Linked DNA regions of Homo sapiens: region 1 is linked to region 2. A link is an interaction called in ENCODE POLR2A ChIA-PET data of the cell type or tissue named here. Cell type or tissue: PC-9. All regions are shown on one strand. Region 1 has its middle 33 kb from the start of LINC00365. Region 2 has its middle 86 kb from the start of LINC00544.

What was found. ChIA-PET counts read pairs that join two places held together with the same protein. Peaks named below come from ENCODE experiments on the same cell type or tissue, not always from the same donor. Only the 100,000 strongest peaks of a DNase experiment are listed, where the experiment ranks them.
Region 1: POLR2A ChIA-PET joins it to region 2 with 5 read pairs; 2 of 35 experiments call an interaction of 5 or more read pairs at or near these places.

What each region holds. Positions count from the first base shown.
Region 1 is chr13:30,073,488-30,077,487 of GRCh38, reverse strand. No RefSeq gene overlaps it. Among named protein-coding and RNA genes, the nearest start is that of LINC00365, 33 kb to the left of the region's middle. In PC-9, no CTCF peak of the experiment used is centred here; no DNase peak of the experiment used is centred here.
Region 2 is chr13:30,020,695-30,024,694 of GRCh38, reverse strand. No RefSeq gene overlaps it. Among named protein-coding and RNA genes, the nearest start is that of LINC00544, 86 kb to the right of the region's middle. In PC-9, no CTCF peak of the experiment used is centred here; DNase peaks (open chromatin) are centred at 1,734 and 3,824; H3K27ac peaks cover 2,691 bases.

The sequences.
Region 1 (4,000 bases), 53 kb before region 2:
ACAAACAGTTACATTAATGCAAAAGGCAAGTCATTGACACTATAAATAACTTAAGCTAAGTCCTGCTGACAGTGGGAAGTCTGACACATGAAATACTACAATGTTCTCAGCTCTGAATGAGGCAGTGACATTAACATTATCTTCCAGATTCAAAGAAGGGCCACAGGAGCCCAGCAAGCCCCCTGGCAAGGTGGCGTCCTTCCCCACAGACCCATGAGAGAAGCTTTAGAAAAAGGGTGTGGAGGCTGAGCAATGACCCTCCCCCCCACCCCCAAAGATGTCCCCATCCTAACCCCTGGACCTGTGAATATGTCATCCTTCATGGCAAAAGGGACTTTGCAGATATGATTAAATTAAAGACCTTGAGATGGGGCATTAATCTGGATTATCTAGGAGGTCCAGTGTCATCTCAGGGGTCCTTAGAAAAGAAAGGGAGAGGTGGGAAATTCAGAGGGGGAGATGTGAAGATAGAAGCAGAAGTTGGAAAGGGGGAGGTTTGAAGATGCTACGCTGCACTGCTGGCTTTGCAGATGGAGGAAGGTGCCATGAGCCAAGGAATGCAGGTGGAAAAGGCAGATAAATATGTCCTTTTCTAAGGCCTGCAGATGGAACACAGCCCCACTGACTTTTTGATTTTAGAACTTCTTTTTATTTTTTGAGACGGAGTCTCGCTCTGTCGCCCAGGCTGGAGTGCAATGGTGCAATCTCGGCTCATTGCAACCTCCGCCTCCAGGGCTCAAGCGATTCTCCTGCCTCAGCCTCCCAAGTAGCTGGGTAATTTTTGTATTTTTAGTAGAGATGAGGTTTCATCATGTTGGCCAGGCTGGTCTCGAATTTCTCACCTGAGGTGATCCACCCACCTCAGCCTCCCAAAGTGCTAGGATTACAGGCGTGAGCCACCGTGCCTGGCTGATTTTAGAACTTCTGAGCTCCAGAACCGTGAGATGCTTTTATGTTGTTCTAAGCCACTGACTTTGTGGTGGTTTCCTACAGCAGCATAGGAAATTCATGCAGTAGGCAATGTCTCTAAAATGCTTCCAACTCAAACCTCTCTTCATTGTGCAGTCCTTTCCCACTTCTTCCTTGGTTTCTGGAGCAGGGTTGTGGCTGGGGGGGATGGTTTAGGAGGAGGTGATGACAACCTCAGTGCCTGCCACCCACCCACCCATATGTGACGAAGTTGCACTGCCTGGCAAAACTTTCAACAGCAGCCATTGTTTGTCTTATTTTGGTTTTGTCGGGGGAGAAGCCTTATTTCTTAACACTTTTGCATTAAAAATACTCCTGCATGATTCCTGTCCCCCGTCCTCCCCTACCCAGCCCCTGTTGTTGGTTGTTCTGTCTGGTGACACCCTAGCTCCCCTCCCCTTACACCTGGGCCACCAGCCTTTTCCAAATGTGGGAGGTCACATCTGTCAGTTGCACTAGGGTGGAGTCTTGGTGCTGCCTGGTGGAGGTGACTGGCTCAGAGATGCTAACTGTCCCTCTGCCTCCAGCAGCCTCCCTCCACCAGGACTGCTCAAAATTTAATGTTGCCAAGTAAACCTGCAGATTTTCTTAAAACACAGATTACATGCAGTGGTCTGGGGTGGTGCTGAGAGTCTGCATTTCTAACAAGCTTCAGAGGGTGCCCACAATGCTGAGTCTGGGCCACACTCGGAGTAGGAAGGACACAGAGGGCTGAGGTTCAATGTATGCAGGCCTGGCATCTGTTCACATGGGCACATGGCTTTACTTGAATCTTGCTACTCGAAGTGTGGTCCCCAAAGAGGCAGCATTGGCATATCCTGAAAACTTGTTAGAAATGCAGTCTCCCAGACCCCATCCCTCCGACCTGTTGAATAAGAACCTACAGTTTTACAAGATCCCCAGGTGATTCCTATGCGCTGAACTTGGCGAGGCACTGCCCTAGAGCCTGTTTCTCAGCCTTTGGCATGCAGCAGAAACGTGTGGAGAGCTTGTTAAAAGATATTGCGGGGCCCCACTCTCTGAATTTATGTTTCACTTTACCATGAATGGGTCCCAGATATTTGTATTTCTAACAAGTTCCCAGGTGATGCTGATGCAGCCGGCCCGGGGGCCCCACAGTGAGAACCACTGCCTCAGAGTAAGACCCTAGCTCGAGACGGGTGGCCAACACATCCCAACCAGAAGTTCTAGAATGGGCCCCAGGGACACATTTGCTCCAGCTTTGAATTCTGAGATCTGCCCATTTTCTTTTATGCCGATTTTTTGGCAGTTTCCTATAAATAGCAAATGCACTTTCCTTTTATGGATTTTTTTTTTTTAATGAGCAACAGGTGCTTGCTGCAGCTCTGCATGCAACTGTTTGACCTTGACAAGAAATTCTATGTCTCTAGGCCTTCATTTCTTCATCAAGAAAATGAGGAGGTTAAATGAGGATCATAAAATTCTGTGTTTTAGGGCCTACTTTTGATATCTCAGGTGAAAACAGAAGCTTAAAATTACTGAATCTTGGCTTTTTCATTAATTCTTGGTCATATCGATGATTTATTGAAGTCAGGAATGCAATCCTCAACTATAAGTGATAGATGGGATAATAAAATCCTTTTTTGCCCCAGTTTTATTTATTGTCAAAACAATATTATAAAAGAGTGAAGACAATCTGAGAGATTAAAAATTTTATTCCACTCTAACACAACAGCTGTTTTCATTTTGCTGGGTTCCCTTCACGTTGTGGGTAATCTTAGAGCAGGCGTACATTTGTATGCTGCATCTTAGTGTTTGGCCGTAAACATGCCACCAGCAATATATAAATAAATTAGCTTCACTATGAAGTCACTACCTTTGGCATTTAGCATTGTTTGGCTAATGTGACAAATGCAATTGGTACCTCATTGATGTTTTCAGTTGTAATGTTTTATTATTAGAGATGTTGACCATTTTTTTCATGTGTTTGTTTACTGTATGCATTTCACTGAGTTTCCTTATCTGAGGATTGTCTGTTGATGAGGAGGCCATTGAAAAACACCCAGCACTAGGCCTGGCAGCCAATAACAATCTCAACACAGTAGTTTGCCATCTTCCTAAGCCTCATTTCTTCCTCTGGGAAATAGTAAGGCAGTGGGAAGGTTGGATGAGATAGTTTGTGACAAGGGTCTAGCACTGTGTCTGGCATATAGAAAGGGTGGTTTCTAGTGTTCTTTGCCCATCTGCCAGGGTTTAATGTTCTAAATTTAATGGATATCCACTTTAATAGTGACATTTCATGAACACATGGGGAAAAAGTGGTGTCTTGTTGAATTCAGTAGCCCAGTCTTCTGAATTTGCAAAATGAGGATCATAATATATCTACTCACTGAATTGTGATGATTAAAGATGATGATACTTGTAAAGCACTTAGCCTTGTGCCTGGCACACAGGAAACCTTCCATGAATGTTAGCTTTATTATATGCTTTGTCACATCTATAGCCAAAGAGATTATTATTTTTAATTTTAATGATCTTTACCAGGTTGCGTTCCAAAAATGTAAAGTGGATCTTTTTTTTTTTTTTTTTTTTTTGAGACGGAGTCTCGCTCTGTCGCCCAGGCTGGAGTGCAGTGGCACGATCTCGGCTCACTGCAAGCTCCACCTCCCAGGTTCATGCCATTCTCCTGCCTCAGCCTCCCAAGTAGCTGGGACTACAGGCACCCGCCACCGCGCCCAGCTAACTTTTTGTATTTTTAGTAGAGACAGGGTTTCACCCCGTTAGCCAGGATGGTCTTGATCTCCTGACCTCGTGATCCTCCCGCCTCAGCCTCCCAAAGTGCTGGGATTACAGGCGTGAGCCACCGCGCTCAGCCCAAGTGGATCTTATTTAAATTTAGAAGAATATTCTGAACTTTGAATGGAAAGACTTAGTTGCATTTTGAACGTCTCAAGCAACACAGTGTACTATACTTGTTTCTGAAGCTCTCGTTTAAAGAAACAAGGAAAAAGCATTGTGAAATAAAGGCATTTGCATAGTATCAAGCAGAAATAACTATGGTCAAGGGGAA
Region 2 (4,000 bases):
ATTTACCAAACGGAGCATTGCAACGCAGCCTTGTTGCCATGGACAACAGTGACTGTCCTGCTATTATTCAGAACGCTGCAATATTATCTCTCCACAATAGAGAGAAAAGAGAACATGTTCTAATAAAGAGTGAGTATGAAAAGGCTCAATGACATCAGGATACTCCAAATACCAAATCTAAATGCTAATGTCATAAGAAGGAAGCACATTTACACCAGGGTGGCAAATGGCCTATGCTAGCCAGTTGGCCACATCTTCAGCCCCGTTTTCTTTCTTTCTTTCCTTCTTTTCTTTATTTCCTTTTTTTATTTCTTTACTTCCTTCTTTTCTTTCTTTCCTCCCTTTCTTTCCCTTCTTTTCTCTTTCTTTCTTTCTCTCTTTCTTTTTTCTTTCTTTTCTTTCTTTCCTTCCTTCCTTCCTTCCTTCCTTCCTTCCTTCCTTCCTTCCTTCCTTCCTTCCTTCCTTTCTCTCTTTCTCTCTCCTTTCTTTCCCTCCTTCCCTCCCTCCCTTCCTTCCTCCCTCCCTTCCTTCCTTCCTTTCTTTGGACAGAGTCTCGCTCTGTCGCCCAGGCTGGAGTTCAGTGGCATGATCTCGGCTCACTGCAACCTCCGCCTCCCAGGTTCAAGTGATTCTCTTGCCTCAACCTCCCGAGAAGCTGGGATTACAGGCGCCCACCATGCCTGGCTAACATTTGTATTTTTTAGTAGAGTCAGGGATTTACCATATTGGCCAGGCTGGTCTCGAACTCCTGACCTCAGGTGATCTGCCTGCCTCAGCCTCCCAAAGTGCTGGGATTACAGGTGTGAGCCACCGTGCCCAACCCAGCCCCTTGTTTTCTGGCCCAGAAACATCCCAGTGTATTGCTATTGCAGAAATCTGGAAGGAAGTTCATAGTCCAGGAGCCTGACCTTTCATGTGCCAGTGGCTGGGCTCTTATCACTCTCTCAGGCCGCGATGATGTGCCCTCACATGTGCTATCAGGGATGGCTGGTGCGCCAGCTCTGTTACTCCTCACCCCATAGGGCAGCCCGGGAGGAAGTGAGACTGGGCCCCACCAGCAGGTCAAGTCAGCTTCAAAGGCTGGTACCAGGAAGCCAGACGGTCAGGGGAAAGATGACATTCCCTGGGTAGATCTGACAAACAGCCTTATGAATTCCAGGGTAAAGAAAAGGGGCCCTCTCAAAGGGAAGAGCACAGTGACCAAGCTGAGGTCAAGACCTAGATGTCAGACAGACTGCAGCCACCCTGGGCCAATCTGCAAAGGGTCCGATAAGGAGACAATGCTCTGCTCTCAGCTATCCTGGAGGGTGGATGGCCCCAGGCTCCAGGAAGGAGTCCTCTGGGATGCAGGAGGATTGAGCCACCAATCAAAACCAGCAATTCAAACTTGGAAGAGAAGTGCAAAGGCCAAGATAAGGGGAGGGAGAGCTTCTGCATGGGCAGTAAGTCATGTCCTAACACCTGCCGAAGAAAACCAGGGTCATTCAGAAGTTAAAGTGGAGAAGACAAATTTTATTTGGGACCATTGCAATAGGGGGAGAGAGGCCCCAGTGAAGAACTGGGCTCTGTTCTGAGTACCTGGATAAGTGCGGATGCATAGCCAAGGAGCAGGGGGCAGGAGATGGAAAATTGCTAAGATGAGACATCAAATCTGTGGGGAATTCTGGCTGAACCAACCAAACAGGATTCCTGCTGAAGGCAGTCCAGGGTGATCAGATACCAAGGGTGAAGAGTCAAGCATTTTGATCAGATACAGAGGGTGACCGGGTGACAACAATGGGAGATTCTTACTAAACTGCCTTGACAGCATTATTTGCTGAAACTGGATTTTACAAGGAAGCAGACACAGGCCTAGGAGTAGATTCAGAAGCCTGACTAAAGTTTGGCCAAGCAAAGAATCTTTGTCACACCCCAGGAAGTCTCTCCTTGGATCTGGATAGTTCAGAAGCAGAAGAAAAAGGAAACCCTGTCCCCTGACCCAGACTCAGGCAAGTCTAACGTGCACCTCGTGGAGCCATAAAGGAAGCAGGGACTGAGTTGCTGAGAAGGGGAGAGACTCCCTCCTCTCGACGCTGGCCTGTGTCTAAGGCTGCCTGTAAGAAAGGTACTAGGATCACGAAGGAAGCCAGCCTATCACCTGGCTGGGTGAGAAGATGGAGAACACAGAGGCAGAGAAAGCCCTCCTAGCAGCCTGCAGAGCAGGAGTTGTTATGGAGACCGTTCTAGCTGCTCTGCTGTGACAAGGAGTAATTTCATGTCAAGAGCATGCCCTGGAATGGAAGGCAGGGCTGTGGCTCAGAGGACGCGGCTCCCAGTGGAAAGATGGAGGTGGTGAGCCGTGGGGAACGCTCTCTGCCTGCTTTTGGGAGTCCTCCCTGTGTAGCGCCTCATGACCGAGAAAGCAAACACTAGTGGAACTTGGAGCATTGTGGTGAAAATCAGTAGTTTCCAACTGGATGGGATCAAAAAGAAGTTCCTACTTAAACATTTAGCCTCAGAAGTAGATTTTTTAAAACGAAGCCGCAGTTAATGTGCTGATGAACTGAAGATTGAACTTGAGCTTCACATTCTGTCTTTGGCTGTGAACAAATAACAAATAAGTGCTCCCGTTGTATGGGCTCAGCATGTTCTTGGGAGACTGCTTTAAATCTTATTATTTTATAGTCTTCTGCAATCTTTCTAGATGTCTATTATATGTTTGGAAAGTTACTCCGACTTAAAAAAAAACCTAGATCTTACTCTGTTTAAAATGAAGACATTAAAGAGTAGATTAACCCTTTAAAAACTAGATATTTAAAAGGGAAGTTGTAATTTTCTGGTTGAGTGATTCATACATTTCGATTTCAGCCCTAAGAGGCAGAGCATGGGTTCAGGATGAGGCATTTCAGGCTGGAGCTGGGAGGAGCTGTATTTCCTGCCTGGCACTTGATCCTTTAACTTCATCATCTCTTCCCTAAACACTGTCTTTTCAAAATGCCAGCCTTTAAGTGAATCTTCTCAGAATGCCATTTATCTTTGGTGCTATCTATTAATTGTCAGTTTATTTGGCCAACCTAGTTTGCCTGGGGTTGACAGATCTGTTTAACATCCTCTTTAAGGTGAAACTGGCTTATCTTTACAGAAAGTGTTAGCAGGTGCCTGCTCCAAGGATCGTCACCTTGATTTATTATTTCCTCAACAGCAAATCTCCAATAATGGTTTTCTTTAAGCCATATCTGTACTTCTGTTTTTCCCCTGTGTGTATTTTCAGTCCCTTTCTTGTTTCTGTTTCTTAAGTGCTGTGTGGATTCAGGGGTCAGGAAGCCTCGGGAGCTCAGCTCAGCCCTGTCCATTTGCCCCAGAACCGCAGATGGGCAAGGTCATTTCCCAGGCATCGGGGCTGGTGGTGGGAAGACACCAGGTGGTGAAGGTGACCGTGACCTTCAGGAGGGGATGCTGGCTCCAGCTCTTCTCTTGGCTGCCAGGTTCTCATGGCCTTTGGGAGGACCTCCCAGGATGGTCTGGAGCAGGTGCCGGGGAGCACCCCACACAGAATCCAGATGCTCTCCTAGTCATGTTGGCAGTCCCAGCCAGGCACTGTCCAAGGTCCCCAAGGTGGGCAAGGGCTTGGGGGCAGGATTCAGGGAAGGCAGTGAGGCCTGAGTGATTCCCCAAACTCAGACCCAGAGCTTCTCCCAGGAGGTACCCGTCCTTCAGCTTCTCCCAAAGTTCGGAGGCCTGAGGCCTGAGGGAAGTGTCTTCAGCACTGATTTGCTCTTTGTCTCTGGAGCTGGAGATGAATCATCTGCTCTCCCTTTGCCTTCCAGTTTAAAATAATTCCATGAGTAATACACTTAATATTTTCCATCTTAAGAGAAACTCTGAAAGGTAAGACAGACTGCACAGGTGTTGGGTAGTTTTCACCACATTTTAAAAAAATATATGTATTGATAATAAAATATCTCTCTCTCTCTCACACACACACACACTTACTTCCATTATCAACCTCTGACCTAGCCAT